Regions from separate parts of the Homo sapiens genome. Here region 2 is linked to region 1. Evidence: chromatin loops called from intact Hi-C (ENCODE). Cell type or tissue: gastrocnemius medialis. All regions are shown on one strand.

Region 1 (8,000 bases):
CAATCATCTATCTATCTATCTTATCTATCTAGAGTGTGAGTGCATTTATTAAGTATTAACTTATATGATCACAAGGTCCCACAATAGGCTGTCTGCAAGCTTGAGGAGCAAGGAGAGACTTGGGAGTCCGAGTCTCAAAACTGAAGAGCTGGGAGTCCAATGTTTGAGGGCAGGAAGCATCCAGCGTGGGAGAAGGATGAAGGCTGGGAGGTTAGGCCAGCCTCACCTCTTCATTTTTCTGCCTGCTTTATATTCATTGGCAGCTGATTAGATTGTGCCCACGAGATTAAGGTTGGGTCTGTCTTCCCCCAGTCCACTGACTCAAATGTTCATCTTCTTTGGCATCACCCTCACAGACACACCCAGGATCAATACTTTGCATCCTTCAATCAAATCAAGTTGATTTGATTGAACCTGTATTAACCATCACAGGTTGTGTGTAAATCACTGAAGTTGGCCTACTAAGTAATTTTGCAAGGGCCTTCTGCCCAAAGATGGGTGGATTCCCTGGGAGTTCCGTCAGCAACACACCAGATTCTTCTGTTTGCTTCTGAAGCCTGACTTGACTTCTGGAGGCTTCTTCCTGGAGCAGGACTAGTTGGATGAGATAAAAGTGCTCTTTGAGATCTCATGGAGTAGCATTACTTGAGTTATAAAATCTCTTCATGGGCTTAAAACATGTAAATAGGAGCTTTCAGATTGCAAGTTCAACAAGCATTGTTCACAGTTAGTGGTTGCTTTTGTGGTATTTTGGGAAGAACATGGGCATAAAACTTGGCTCTACCACTCGCTATGTGGCCAGCTGCCAGTTCCTGAACCCTCCTGTGTCTCAGTTTCCTCACTGATTGTTGAAAGGAGTAAACGAAATCATTTGTGTGTGGGTTTGTGTGTGTATACAATACGGGTTTCAACGTAGTTGTAATAATATCAAACTGTTTCTTTTGAATCTTATTTTCTTTATTCAATGCCCCATCATACATATTTTCCATGTTATTACACATCTTTACAGTGTCGATATTCATTTAACCATTTTCCTATTTTTGAATATTGAAGTTGGATATTGGCTTCCAGGTTTTCTTGATGCAAAAATCTTTGAAATTATTCATTTAACTAGATTTTCAGAAATTAAATTGCTGGGTTAAGGAGATTTGGATACATATTGCCAAATTATTTTTCCAAAAGGCTTTAACTAATTTATTCCACCACCAGCAACAGAGGACAGAGCAATTTTTGTCATTCTTAAGTATGTCATAAGCCATATTCATACTCCAGCCTGGGCAACAAGAGCGAAACTTCCTCTTAAAAAAAAAAGAAATGCATATTATAATTTGTAACATGACAATTTTATAGGTGAAAAATAAAATCCCGGTTTAAAATTTTGTATGTTTTTTTATGACTAGTGAGATTGCATTTTTTTCAAATGTATTTTCCAGTCTGAGATCCATTTTTGTAAGTTGTTTGTCCGGTATGGCTCCAGTGCATTATTCTGTTGGGTGTTAGAATACAGAACATCTTCAACATAGATTCAGTTTGGTGTCCTGATTGTGAACATGACTCCATTTGTGTTATATGTGTGTGATTGTATTCAACTAGGAATATGTGCTTTTTGGCTAATGTACAAAATGCTGGGTGCGCCAGAGATGTGTCTGAAATTCATGGGATGAGACTTTTACCTATTTCTCCTTCCACAGACTCTTTAGTTGTAGCTGGAGAAAAGGCAAGTGAATTCCTTTTGGAGCTGGGTAGAAAGGGCATGGAGTTAAGGGTCACGAAGTCAGCACATTCCCTTGTGGAATTGTGCCTGTAATCTGCTGATTTCTACCCTGATTCTCTACCTCTCATTTTGCCTGAAGTGACACTGTCCCTAGACCAGTCCGTGGCCAGCCCACATCATTTCTTTTAGGGTTATCTGAGGATCTGAGGTCCATGTGTTTCACAAGTACCCACAGGATGTGCCCACCATTTCCCTGCAATTCAATTCCAAGTCTGCGTTCTGAAGTAGAGGTTTCAACCCTGGGAGATACTTGTGGGTGTTGGAAGTGAGGGGTGGGCCTGGGGAAGGACTGAGTCATGAGGGTCACCAGGGCCTCAAGGAAGAGAAAGTTTCACCAGCTTCACCTCTTCAGAAGGGATCTCAGCCATGCAGATTCTTGGAGGGAATTAGGAGGCTTTTAAAGTTACAGAGATGTCCTCAGCTCTGAGCAATGTTCTGAGGAGTAAAGTCGTCATCAGCCCATTTTGGCCCTATGTGGGCATCCTCTTTCCCACTCTTTCCTCTTGGGAGGAGGGACTCCAGTTTCACAGCTTGCCAGGGCTTTGGGCTTGTAGTATGGGAAGAATATGGAGCTAGGTGGAACTCTTGACCATAAGGATTTCATTTCCTGGTGACTTGAATCTTTAGGCCCAGAGGCTGTTCAGAATCTAACCAGCTACAACAAAATTGGGACTTGAGGGGGATTAAGAAAAACTTGGCTTTAAAAATTAGAATTAACAACAAGAGAATGGTTAAATGAGTTCAGGTATAAAAGACTGCAATAGTTAAAAAGAAATAAGGATACAGACATAAAAAGATCTTTGAGATGTACTGTTAATTGAAGAAAACAAGTTGTAGAATAAATTTTAAAATACAATCATGTTTATGCAAAAGAACAACAACAAAAAAACCTAGCTTTCTCCCCGCCACAGGTACATGCATGAAACCATACCCAGGAGGTTAGGAAGATGCCACACTCAATGGATGACAGTGGCTGCCTCTGGGGAGTGTGTGTGAAGGTCGACCAGACCTTGCACTTTGTTTTGTTCACATTTTAAAAGATAATGTAACTACGTCTTTCTGCTGTAATCAGAAATAAAAAAAATAGAACAACTGGCTTGAAAATCTAGGATGCAAATCCTTCTGCTTATCTGAGACCCAGGTGGTCACTGGTTCAGTCCTGATGCAGAGCAATGGCACTGACATTGAAATTGCACTCAAAGAAACCGAGCTGCAGCTCACCATGGACATGTTGTAGGATTCCAACCAGGAAGTGCTCTGAGCTTCACAGGGTTGCTGTGAGTATTAAATGAGATAATATATGAATGTGCTTTGCAAAAGTTAAAGTGGGAGACACATATAAGGTAGAAATACTATACTGTGTCATTACATTCTTGTACTAGCTCCCAAAGTGAAAGTGGGATAAGAATGCAAGCACCACAACCCGATGAAGTAGATATTATTATGATCATCTCCATTCCCCAGCTGAGGAGTTAAGTTTTAGTTAATTTTCTATTGGTCATTCGGCTGTTCAGCTGCAGTCAGAACTTGAACCCAGGCTCCCTGCTGTTCTCAACTGCCACTGCATGTTGAAGCACTCGGACACATTTACAGCCATGTGTATATATATTTACCGTTTCCTTCTTGGAGCAGTTCTGACAAAGCTGAGATTTAAACCTCCAAGAACAAATATATGAAACTGATTCTAAGCACTGTAGAGTATTTATGATGTGTTTGTGCTAGGCATTGTAGGAATAACAAGTGGCTAACATTTTCTGATCATCTGCTGTGTGCAAGACCGTCTTCTAAGCGCTTTACATGTATTAGTGCGCACAACTTTATGCAAGAGGTACTACTATCCCCACTTTACAGTTGAGAAAAATGCTGCACAGAGAGTTTAAATATCTTGCTCAAAGCAAAGACGTTTAAGATATGGTCTCTACCCTGAGTCCAATATGCGTGAAATAAAACAATGGAGAAGTGCTGCAATGCAGCTATTTACAAAGTTCCAAGGGCGCTCAGAGAGTACCATCCCTGCAGGGGAAAGCGAAGCACTTCGTGTGAGATCCTGAAAGTCCGGGGTGAGCCACTTCAAGCAGGGGCGGGGCGCGTGTGCAAGGCCCTGGGCTGAATTAATGAGAACCCGATCTCATGTTCTGGGTCAGAACCGAGCTCCATCCGGACTGCAGCGCAAGCCAAAGAAATGCAGTGGCTGCTGTCCCGGCTGGGCCCTTCTGCATACCCCGGGGGCATCGGGCCAGGGAGCCGTGCTCCCCTTGGGCCGCGGGGTTGGTAAGCAGCAAACCGAGCTGAAGCGGCCAAGAACCCTCCCGTAGGGCAGAGTGAGGATTGGCGGGAGAGAAAAGCCTAAAGGGACTGTAGCAATTGGCTGCCGCCTTTTCCACCGTAGGAGGATCGGGCTGACACTCCCAGCGTTGGGACTTATTCAGGTAAAGATTATGTCTGGAGCCCCATCTTGCTTCAGAGACCTCCCGTTCTGCGCTTATCACTGCGTCCCCGGAAACCAGACGTCCCTTAAGAGACTTAGCCAATTATCATCCACGGCCATTACCGTGGAGAGCCTAGCGCTGTCAGCGAGTTTCTGATTGGCTGTTGCTGGAAGGGGGCGGGCCCGGAGAAGAACCGTGCAGCGTGCGGAAGGAGCCCTACTTGCCCACCGTTCTCTCCAACTCAGGACGGACGGCGCCGCCAAGTGGTCTGTAGGGGTAATGCCTCGTGCTGTTGCCCCGCAGAGGGCGGGCTTGGCTTGCCAGGCTCCTGGAGAGGAAAGCCTTTTAACCTAAATGAAGTAGAAAGAGAAATACCTAAACTTGAATAGGAATCAGTCGTGCTGAATAAGAGAGCTCTTAGTCAGAATGCGTGTCGTCGGTTCCAGCTCCACATTAACTCAGTTTCCTTTCTTTCCTGAGCCTCATCTGTCAGATGGGGATAATGATAATACCTATCTCCAAGGCTTGCCATGAGGTTTCAATGAAATTAATATGTTTAAGGTTCGCACAGTGCCATGCGCATAATAGGTACACGATAAGCAATAACTGGTGGGGATCAGTGCACTGGTTAAGAGTGAGCATTCTGGGTCAGTGCCGTGACTCACACCTATAATCTCAGCATTTTGTGAGGCTGAGGCAGGAGGATTGCTTGAGTCCAAGAGTTTGAGAGCAGCCTGGGAAACATAGTGTGACCCTCTCTCTACAAAAAATAAAATTATCTAGACGTGTGATGTGTGCCTGTAGTCCCAGCTACTTGGGTGGCTGAGGTGGGAGGATCACTTGAGCCTGGGAGGTCGAGGCTGCAATGAGATGAGATTGCACCACAGCACTATAGCCTGGGTGACAGAGTGAGACCTTGTCTCAAAAAAAAAAAAAAAGAAAAAAACAAAAAGAATGAGAATTTTGCCGTTTGAAAGAATACCTGTTGAGTCCCAAGCCTGCATAGCACTAGCATGGTGAGATTACATAGCCTCCCTGTCGCAGTTTCCTCATCTGGAAATGAGACTAACAATAACACCTACTTCATGGAATTGTGGTTTAATTGTGGTACTGATAAAATACCCAATACAAAGCAATCAGTAAATGTTGGCCCCTATTATTCATATCATTTATGAGGAAGGGAATAATGATTATTATTTCCCTTCTTCCTCCCCCAGGCAATAGGCTACTTCAGCCTGAGTTGGCCCTTCTGAAAGAGGAATAGTGGCTTGCTTTGTCTGGAGTTAGTCTGTAAACCTATCACACTCACACGTATGAACATAGGACTTGGAAAATCTCTATATCACACTCTTGCCCACAGTTTACATTATTCTTTTAGGCACTGTTTTCTTAAGCCCCGTTGGCACCTGACGAAAGCATAACATTATAATGATTAACTTATTGGAGTAGAATTGGTTTATTAGAGTATCTTTTAAGTTGGCTGTAGTGTTCAACAGTATTCTGAGGGCAGTGTACATAGAAGGACATGTACTGATGAAGACAAGGGTTTCAGGGGTTTGAAATCAAAGGACATAAGTCAGCATATACTCTAGGGTGAGCCTGGGTTGGGACCAATGATGGTGAAGTGTGTAGCGGTGGTTGGGTGATTGGTTGGGAGCAGGGAAGTCTGGAGTGTTTCTGAGTCATGGGAAGATTACTGGACAGACTTGGAGACTTGAATTCTGGCTAAAACGAATTCACTCTCTGGCTGTGTGATCTTGGACAAGTCACTTATATTTTCTGAGAACTGATTTCTTTGTAGTAAAATGAAAATAGAATATGATTCTTGTGTGTAGTGCGTAATAAGTACTCTATAACTGCTAGTTATTTGTTGTTATTCATAGTATCACAAATAATTCCTCCTCAAACGTATGTTGCGAGAATCATGGAGAAATCTGATCTGTTTTTATATTTCAAGAGTGATGAGTGCCTAAGATCACCAAATTAACAGTTTGGGAGTTTGGCAAGGGTTAGTCTACCTTTCCTTTCTTTTCCATTTTGTAGTTCTTATCTTCTCTTCTGTCCTTAATTAAAAGTCTATCCTTCAAGTCACACAAGTGACCCAGTTCAGTGAGGACCTTCATGGTTCTTTGGATGCCTCCCTGCTGTACCATACGTTTGACCACCTCCCATCATCTGCCCCACCCATTTCCTTCTCTTCTGGCCTATAGGAGAGGACTCTAGCTAGAGCTTAGGCCCTGTGTACAGTGGTCTCATGTATCTTGGCAGCCCCAGGATTCCAGGGTTCTTCTTTGGATGAATGACCTTGTAATTGAAGCCCAAAGTTTAAGGCTGGTACTGCTGAGCACATACTGTGGAGGTAAGTGGGTAGGACAGCTGACACCCTCTCCAATTAATCATCCAGCAATAATTTTGGTGCGGTTACTATAGCCTGGTTACTTTGGAGGCCACATTCTTCCATTCTGAAGATATATGTAGAGTTATTTCTCAGTTAAAAATGAAGACAGGCATAATTTTTAGTGGGAAAATATGGGGCTTTTGTGTTGGGCAGATTTAAATTTGAATCTGGTCCTTTACTATGTGATCTTAGAACTAGTTGCTTATTTTCACAGTTTGCTTATCTATAGAATGGGGACAATTGGAATAACAGTAGTAAAAAGGAGTGAACTTTTGATAAATAGAATAACGTAGATGAATCTTAAAATAATCATGTTGGATATAAGATGCAAGACAAAAAGATTACATACCGAGATTATGTTTATATAAAGTTCTAGAAAATGCAAACTTATCTGTAGTGTCAGAAAGCAGGTCAGTGGTTGCCTGGGGACGAGCAAGTGGAGGGGCAGGAGGAAGGATTACAAAGAGAGAGAGGAAAACTTTGGGAGCTGATAGATATGTTCATTACCTTGATTGCAATATGGCTTCCCAGGTATATACATATATCTAAACTTATTAAATTGCACATTTTAAATATGTGCAGTTTATGACATCAGTCTTTCAATAAACTGTTAAAATGGGGATAATAAAATGTATTCATAAATAGTTGGTGATGTTTTAATGAAGAAAACATGTTAAAGTGCCAGAAATACAGCAGGCGATCAATAATGGGCACTCACTTCTTTCCCATTTTCATACTTTAAAAAAGAACACTAGGGAATTAACTTTAGCATAATATTTATATGACAAAGCCTATAAGTGGCACCAATAGCTTAAGTAATATAGAATACACATTTTCCTGTCTTTCTTGGTATCATAGGTACAGTATTATAAAGATTAAATGATGCAATCACATAAAGAACTTTGAACATTTCTGGGCATATAGTAAGTACTTGTTAATTGTTTTTTATTGCATTTACTACTATTGTTATGATGGGTTTGATGGAAGGCATGGAGTGAATAATCAGTAAATATTGGTTACATGTAATTGTAATTATTTTCATTATTAAAGTGGATGAGGAGGAAAGATTTGCTAAAAGATCAAGGAAGCTGATTTCCAAAAGAGTTTGCTTTTCTTGAGATTTGATGGGGCTTGGATTTATGTGTTTGTTTAATGCTAAATTGTGACAGAAACCATCTGGAAGACAGTTGGTGAGTGTCTTCTACAGCAACATAGCAACTCATTATGATTGTTAATATAGATGATATTAAAGGTAGCAGGTGCATTTATAATGATCAGTGAATTTAAATGGGATTAAATGGCTTCCAGCCATTAACAAAGTGGTACCAACATTTGGTAGACATTATCTTAGTGTCAGACAGAAGAATCTCATGAGGCACTCCTTAAAATGCAGATTTGT
Region 2 (8,000 bases), 400 kb before region 1:
GGAACATTCCCAAATTCTTACTGCTAGCCAAAACTAACATGAGCACTAGATCCATATGTAATTCAGCTACCAATATGTATCTCTACATACCATATACACCCTAAACAACATTCAGAAACTGAATTCACAATCTTTCTTCTAAATCTGCTTCTCATTTGCTGGTTGGCTGACTGCACTATCTCCTACTCAGCTAGAATTTGGGAGTTATATAAAACTCCTCCCTAGGTTAATAATTTACATTGACATCGAAGTAGGAAGGCAAGCCAATAAATGTCCTCACTTTTCCCACTGCCAAAATGGGCATAATCACGCCTATCCCCATATACTCTACCAATAAATCAGTAAGAGACATCAAATGATATGTTCAAATCTTGATTCATGTGAAAGAATAATAAATTCTTTCTTGGTGGTTGAAGTAAGGGAAAAGGTACACTACATCTGCTCCAAACTCAGAGCAACAGGGTCTTGACGACTGTTTGTCTCAACCTTGAAAACTCCCAATACTGGAAAGTTAGAAGTCCCATTATACTGGGCTCGTAAGCTTCAGAGCTTAAATTAATTTTTTCAGGATTCTGCTAACAACCACAGAGGGTTCAGAATAAAGCTATTTAAACTATGATGATTTTAATTATGTTTCTGTATTGACAACAGAATTTTAAGAACACATGAGTGCCTACCACCTATGTTCAATATGAAATGAGAGACACAAAACGATGATTCAGTTCCTGCCCTGAGTAAACTTATCATCTAGTTGGAAGATACTAACTTCACACAAATACTGTAACATAAAAAACCTGTGAGTATAATCAGTGGATTACACAAAAATTCTTTATTTTAAATAATAAAGAATAAACTTTCAGAACTTTTTGGGAATTAAAAAAACGAAATGGAAAACAAACTATAATCACAAGTAATCCACATAAGAAACTAGTTTTATATTTCCAGCTTCAACTTTCAAAGAAAATATTGCAAAAAGCAAGACTCTTTTTAACTTTACAACACAATTACCTTTACTTGAGACTGATTTTTTCACTGAGGCCACATGATCTTCAGAGATTGCAAGACGCCTCAAAACATCAGCCAAAGCCGCCTTTAGCACAGTGATTTCATCTTCTTGTTGCTGAACTCGTGACTCAAGAGCTGACAGGCGATCTTGAACATCAGAAGTACTTGCAGCAGAAATACTATCATCTATAAAATAAAATAAAATATGGAATATTTTTAAGTAAACTGCTTGAGAAGTAATTTCTGATTAGAAAAACCATCCCACATAAGACTTACAAAAGATGAGAAAAATTCTGGCTAGGTGAAGTGGCTCGTGCCTGTACTTCCAGAACTTTGAGGGGCCAAGAGAGGCAGATCACCTGAGGTCAGGAGTTGGAGACCAGCATGGCCAACATGGTGAAACCCCGTCTCTACTAACACCACAAAAAATTAGCCAGGCATGATGATGCGCTCCTGTAATCCCAGCTATTTGGGAGGCTGAGGCACAAGAATCATGTGAACCCCGGAGGTGGAGGGTGCAGTGAGCTGAGATTGCACCACTGCACTCTAGTCTGGGCAACAGAGCAAGAGTCTGTCTCAAAAAAAAAAAAAAAAAAGAAAGAAAATTTCAAAACAAAAAACTCCATAACATCTCATCATGTTGACACATATTAACTTCTATAAAGACTTTTATAGCTATCTTAATTTAAAATAAGTTAATAAACTTCACAAATCATTAAAATGGTGACAATTGTCCCCACGGTCAAATTTCCCCTATTTTTACAACATCATCTTAATTGGTTTTCTCACGAAAAGGCTCCCTAAATACATCATCTTGTAGACATCAGGAAACTTCCAAGACAGCAAACTATTTAACCTTTCTTAATTACATTATTATCACAGTTCTCTATGAAAACAGAAAAGGCATATAAATCACTTGTTTGGTTTTATGTATCAGATAGGGAGTCTATCACCTTAACCAACAATGATGAGGAAGCATCTTTACTACTTTACTTTTTACTATCATACTCTCCCACACCCCACAGAACTCGGTATTGCTATGTAATTAACAAAAGACCTTTTGCTGCTCCTTCTCTCCACCTAACACCACAACCTCTCTTAAAAAAAGGTTTTTATGAAGTAAATACTTAATATTTGCCTTAGGTATGTAACAGCAACAAGAGAAAGACTATTCAAATAAGGCTTAGCTATACCACAGCAATTACAAAGGACTTGCAAAGTTATGTAACTTTAGACTATACTACTGTATTTGTTGGGTCAATAAGAATCCAAACATATAGAAACATCAATTGCTGGCTGGGCGCGGTGGCTCATGCCTGTAATCCCAGCACTTTGGGAGGCTGAGGAGGGCAGATCATGAGGTCAGGAGATCGAGACCATCCTGGCCAACAAGGTGAAATCCAGTCTCTATTAAAATACAAAAAATTAGCCGGGCTTGGTGGCGTGTGCCTGTAGTCCCAGCTACTTGGGAGGCTGAGGCAGGAGAATTGCTTGAACCCAGGAGGCAAAGGTTGCAGTGAGCCGAGATCACGCCACTGCACTCCAGCCTGGCAACAGAGCAAGACCCCGTCTCAAAAAAAAAAAAAAAACAAAAAACAAAAACAAAAAACAAAAAACAAAAAAAACATTAATTGCTATTGGTTCATTCAGTATAAGCAGGAAAATTCAGGGAAATAACTAACTGTTAAAAACACCGTTGGCTTACACTGAGGGCAAGTTTTAGATTCTAATGTAAGAGCTGTTTGGACCACACTGAGATCATTTAAATGACTGTTTCAGTCATTCAGACAATAAGGCAGAATGTACTGTTTTTTTCTCACACTGAGATAATATGCTATGGAACTTAATTTAATTCAAAGTTTAAAACCACCACCACAACATTTAAAAAACCAAAGCTATCACCATTACATTATGGAACAGTAAACAATATTCATATTTCATATTTAAGATGATATACACCACCAGACCTCCCATGCATACACATGTACTCTCTTCTGTCTTTACTGGTATTTCACTGACAGTCTTATCTTTGAGACGTAGATATTGAAGGAAAAGTTGGGTTTCATCTTTAATCTAGACTTCAAATTCTGGTTCCATATTAACTAGTTACATAATCTTAGGCAAGTTCTTTGAGCATTAATTTCTTCACCTTTAAATAGGATTGTTTTAAGGAGGGTGTGCCTAGGATATGTACAAAGTACAAAAGTTACAATTTGAAAACTTTGAGCACATTTGTTACTTAAAGGCACATGTGTCCAACTCTGAGATGCTTAAGGAATGATAAGAACAATTCAGTCTCTCGCCTTAGAAATTTTTATATTTTAAGTATTTTTCACTTCCACGGTGGTCTAGCTGAATTCTAGCTGATCTATATTCTTTGTAAGTATGTTAGACTATGGTCACTATTCTTTCTACCCAAAATTCTTTCCTATTCTCCTTCTTCTCACAGGAAGAATAGCCACTCTTGTCTTTTGTGAAACTCCACCATATTTCTTGGTCCTAGTAGAGCTGTCAATCTATGATGCTTCACTTTACCCTCTGCGCCCCATACTATGAGACTGAACCATATAAAATGACCTTTTCAGTTGTATAAATATTACTACTAGAAATTTCAGCTGGACAAGGCAGGTCACGACTGTAATCCTAGCACTTAGGGAGGCCAAGGTGGGCGGATCGCTTGATCCCAGGAGTTCGAGACCAGCCTGGGCAACGTAGTGAGAACCCATGTCTACAAAAATGGAAAAAATTAGCTGGGCATGGTGGCACGTGTTTGTAGTCCCAGCTACTCAGAAAAGTGAAATGGGAGGCTCACTTAAACCCAGTCAAAGATGGGTTTAATTCAAGGATTCAGTGAGTTTTAATTACACCACTGCACTTAAACCTGGGTGACAGAGGAAGACCCTATCAGAAAGAAAAGAAAAAAGAAAAGAGAAAAAAAGAAGAGACGAGACGAGACGAGAAGAGAAGAGAAAAGAAAAGGAAAGAAAAGAAAAGAGAAAAAAGGGAAGGAAGGGAGGGAGGAAAGGAGAGAGGGAGGGAGGAAGGAAGTGAGTTAGTTAATATGGCTCAGTCTAATACTACCACAGGAGTAGTAGTCATGAGATACAGGATAGGCCAAATGAAGCCCTCTTGAATTTCCCAGAGGTAGAGTTATAGCCCATCCACCTTGGTTCTCCAGCTACCAGGATGTCACCCTAGGACTGTCAAAAATAAAGGTGGTTCTAACTACCTTGTGTTCCAGTTATACTCTCTGAAGCCTTGGCCCTTCAATTCTGAGAGCTGCTCCAATATTCCTCCCAGCTAATTATGTAACGTAATAAATTCACTTTTTGCAAGCCATTATTTGTAAACCAAAGGCCGCGATTAAGTCAGTAAACTATATGGATATATTTTTCTAAAATGTTCTCAATTCATGAAAGATGAGCTATATCTTTATATTATGACCACAGATAAAATGCTTATATGATTTTTGTAAACATATAACCTGCTTAATTATTCTGGGAAGGCAGCTGAACTACTAGATCATCAGGCTATAATGCCAAGGTTAGGGTGCTAGGTTTTAGTACCAGCTTGGTAACTTACCTTCAGCAAACTTTTACAAACTTTGATTTTTTAAAAAATGACTAAGGTGTTTAAGTTGTGTGAAACTTGGATAGTGACAAGAAAGGTGGTTCAGCTTGTAAAATTCCTACCAAACCCTGATAGACACTGTGAGACACAAGAACAATTTTTCAAAGGGCATAACATATACAAAGTTAACAATTGCCTGCATTTATATTGTGCCTTTCATATTTATTACCTCAGCTTCCCCCCCCCGACACACACACATACACACACAATCTATATTTTACACTGGAGGAAATAGCTCAAACTAAATAACTTGCTCAAGGTCACCAAACTAATCTAGGTATCTCAGACTCAAAGACAAGTCTTTTGACTCTCACCTTATGTGCCTTTTATTTTATTCTATGCTGCATTCTAACAATAATCACATGAGGACCAAACAAATACATCCTTTCACAAAGCCACGCAAGGGGCTTAAACTACTGAGTGATTTAATCCGTTTTTTGTTTCAGGAAGATCATTTTGGTCGCTGTGTGAAAATAGATTGGAACAGGATAAGAGTAAACACAAGAACAGACAGGAGGCTGTTGCAGTAACCCATGTGAAAGGTGATGATGGCCTATGTTAGGGTTAACATGTTCAAGTATCTCAGTTTCTCCAGAACAAGTATGTCTCCTATCTCAGTATAAATATTATCATAATGCCCCCTCTTTCACTCTCAAGTTCCCTGACTTGGATGATCAATTACAGGGTCACTATAGCCAAGGCAACAAGCAATGGCAATGTAACAGAGCATAGTAGTTATCACCAGAGTTCCTCACAGCTCTAATTCCTTCCTGTCTAAAATCCTGGCTCTTAACCCTTTCAGGGGCATGAATTTCTTTGAGAATTCAATAAAAGCTGTGGTAGAATAGTGCATTAACTCTGGTATTACACTGACTAAATACATCTATCTGTTTGCTTTTTTTTTTTCTTTGAGACTCACTCTGTCGACCAGGCTGGAGTGCAGTGGTGCAATCTCACTGCAACCTCCGCCTCATGGGTTCAAGAGATTCTCCTGCCTCAGATTCTATTAGCTGAGGCTCGGAGTAGCTGGGAGATTACAGAGGCGCATGCCACCACACCCAGCTAACTTTTATTTTTTTGTAGATATGGAGTTTTGCCATGTTGGTCAGGCTGGTCTCAAACTCCTGACCTCAAGGGATCTATCTGCCTGCCTTGGCCTCCCAAAGTGCTGGGATTACAGGTGTGAGCCACCACGCCCGGCCATCTGTTTGCTATTTACCAACTCTGTGACTGCTTTCTTCACGTGTAATTTACTCATGTGAACTGGTACTTACATCAGGCTTGGGATGATTAGATGAAATAATGCATGGCATGGCAATACAGGATGCTTTCAGTAAGTTGCTATCCTATAGTGATGTTCTTTATTGCACTGTTTATTATTGCCACAAAATTAGAAATGACCTGAAGTCTAAGGATGAGGTTAAATAAGCTGTAATATGTCCATACCATAGAATATCATGGAATAATTTAAAATAACAGAGTAGGAGCATAAGCTAAAAATTTGAAAAATCTACAAGATGACTTAAGTGGATAAGCAAACTGCAAAACAATATGTACTGAATAATTGATAGACACACACCAAAACACACTTTTAAAAAATTAACACAAAAAACACACATATACACACACACATATGTATATATAATGTACACAGAAAGAAGTTGTGAAGTACACACATCAAACTGGTAACTGGGTTACCTCTGGCTAGGAAGGTAAGATTAGAAAAGAGGAAATAAAAATAAATTTTTGCTTTTTAGTGTATGTATTCCTGTATTATTCGAATTTCACAATAAAAATGTGTATTAATTTATGCCCTTTAAGGTAAAATGCATTGCTTCTGAAGCTTAACTTCTTAAAACAAGTTTCCTCCAGTTACAGTGTTCCAGTGTTATAAGGAACATAGCAAAGGAGAATGCAAATAACTTAAATTTCTATCATAGATTACTAAAACAAGAACAGACACTATCTTGAAGTCCAACAACCCCTCTCATCATTTTATAAATAAGTAAACTAAGACTCTGAGACATCAGGTGAGTTACCCATGGCCACACAGCAAACGAGTCAGAGTTCCTTCCTCTGATGACTATATTATGCATTGCTCTTGTTCTTTCCATTTTGAAAACTTTGCTCTTATTTTTTTTCCCTCCCAATCTCTAAGATGCCCCCATTCTCATTCACAATAAACTAAGGGATATAACTGTTCAGTAAATGAATATATTTTCTGAGGGCTATTAACATTCCCTTTTCTTGATCAAGTAGATTAGATCATTTTCCTTACACCCCACCCCCCGCCGCCTTTATTATAGAGTAGGAGTATAAGCTAAAAATGGTAATCCCCTCCCTTTAAACATTTTTTCTAATTGCCCCCTGGTTTTTAAAAATTGTTGCCCCTTCTCAAAATAGTTTCCAGCTTTGAAGGTTAAAATATGAAATACAAATGAATTCTCAAGCATTTTTGAACTCATTAAGAAAAAAAGTAAAGAATGAAGAGAAAACGGAGATCCAGAAACCTCTCACTATCAGTCTGATCTATTTACCGGCATGAGTCAGTCTCTTTTTAGAAATACAAGGAAATCTACATGTGACTTCGTAAACTTTATAAAGTTTGAAATATTACAGTTTAAAGAATACAATGATAGCTATTCATTATGCTTTTATTACACTGAATCACAGTTAATTTTTTTCTGAACTGTTGAGAAATGTGTCACCTTTGCAAAGGTAAGTATATTGTGTTTCATTATAAATATCCAAAAGTTGGCAATCCAGTATCATATCAGAATAAGACATGCCTACACATTCTAGTACCTTTGGATTTTACCGATTTTATATCTTTCTAAAACAGAATACTTACTGTCTTGTTTTCTTAGTGGGGGCACACCATCATAATGTAACCACTTCTTGGTGACTCAGTCTTCATTTAGAATATTAATTACTACGCTGCAAGCACTGTGGTGAAATGATGCCCTAGAGGCTATTATACTTCTAATTAAATAATTGAGAACCATGGCTCAGGCCTATAATTCAGCACTTTTGAGACGTTGAGGCAGGATGATTGCGTGAGCCGAGGAGTTCAAGACCAGCCTGGGCAACCTAGGGTGACCCTGTCTCTACAAAAAAAATTAGCCAGGGGGTGGCAGCACACACCTATAGTCCCAGTCCTGAGGCAGGAGGATCACTTGAGCCTAAGAGGTCACGGCTGCAGTAAGGCATGACTGTGCCACTGCACTCAAGTCTGCGTGACAGAGCAAGACCCTGTCTTTAAAACAAATAAATAACAATTTTTTAAAAGTTAGCCAGGTGTGGTGGCACATGCTTGTAATTCAGGGGCTGAGGCAGTAGAATTGTCTGAGCCCAGTTCAAGGCTG

Evidence for each region. A loop is a pair of places that touch in the nucleus more often than their neighbours do. Peaks named below come from ENCODE experiments on the same cell type or tissue, not always from the same donor. Only the 100,000 strongest peaks of a DNase experiment are listed, where the experiment ranks them.
Region 2: a loop joins it to region 1, with 3 times the contacts of the local background. A loop is called at or near these places in 6 of 110 quality-filtered maps.

Annotation. Positions count from the first base shown.
Region 1 is chr2:41,837,310-41,845,309 of GRCh38, reverse strand. No RefSeq gene overlaps it. Among named protein-coding and RNA genes, the nearest start is that of LINC01913, 36 kb to the left of the region's middle. In gastrocnemius medialis, a CTCF peak has its summit at 4,483; a DNase peak (open chromatin) is centred at 4,389; H3K4me3 peaks cover 939 bases; H3K27ac peaks cover 1,126 bases.
Region 2 is chr2:42,238,696-42,246,695 of GRCh38, reverse strand. It overlaps EML4 (EMAP like 4), which reads right to left. Exons shown (of 23, transcript NM_019063.5): 2 at 1,009-1,191. Among named protein-coding and RNA genes, the nearest start is that of EML4-AS1, 72 kb to the right of the region's middle. In gastrocnemius medialis, a CTCF peak has its summit at 7,761 (motif pointing right); no DNase peak of the experiment used is centred here.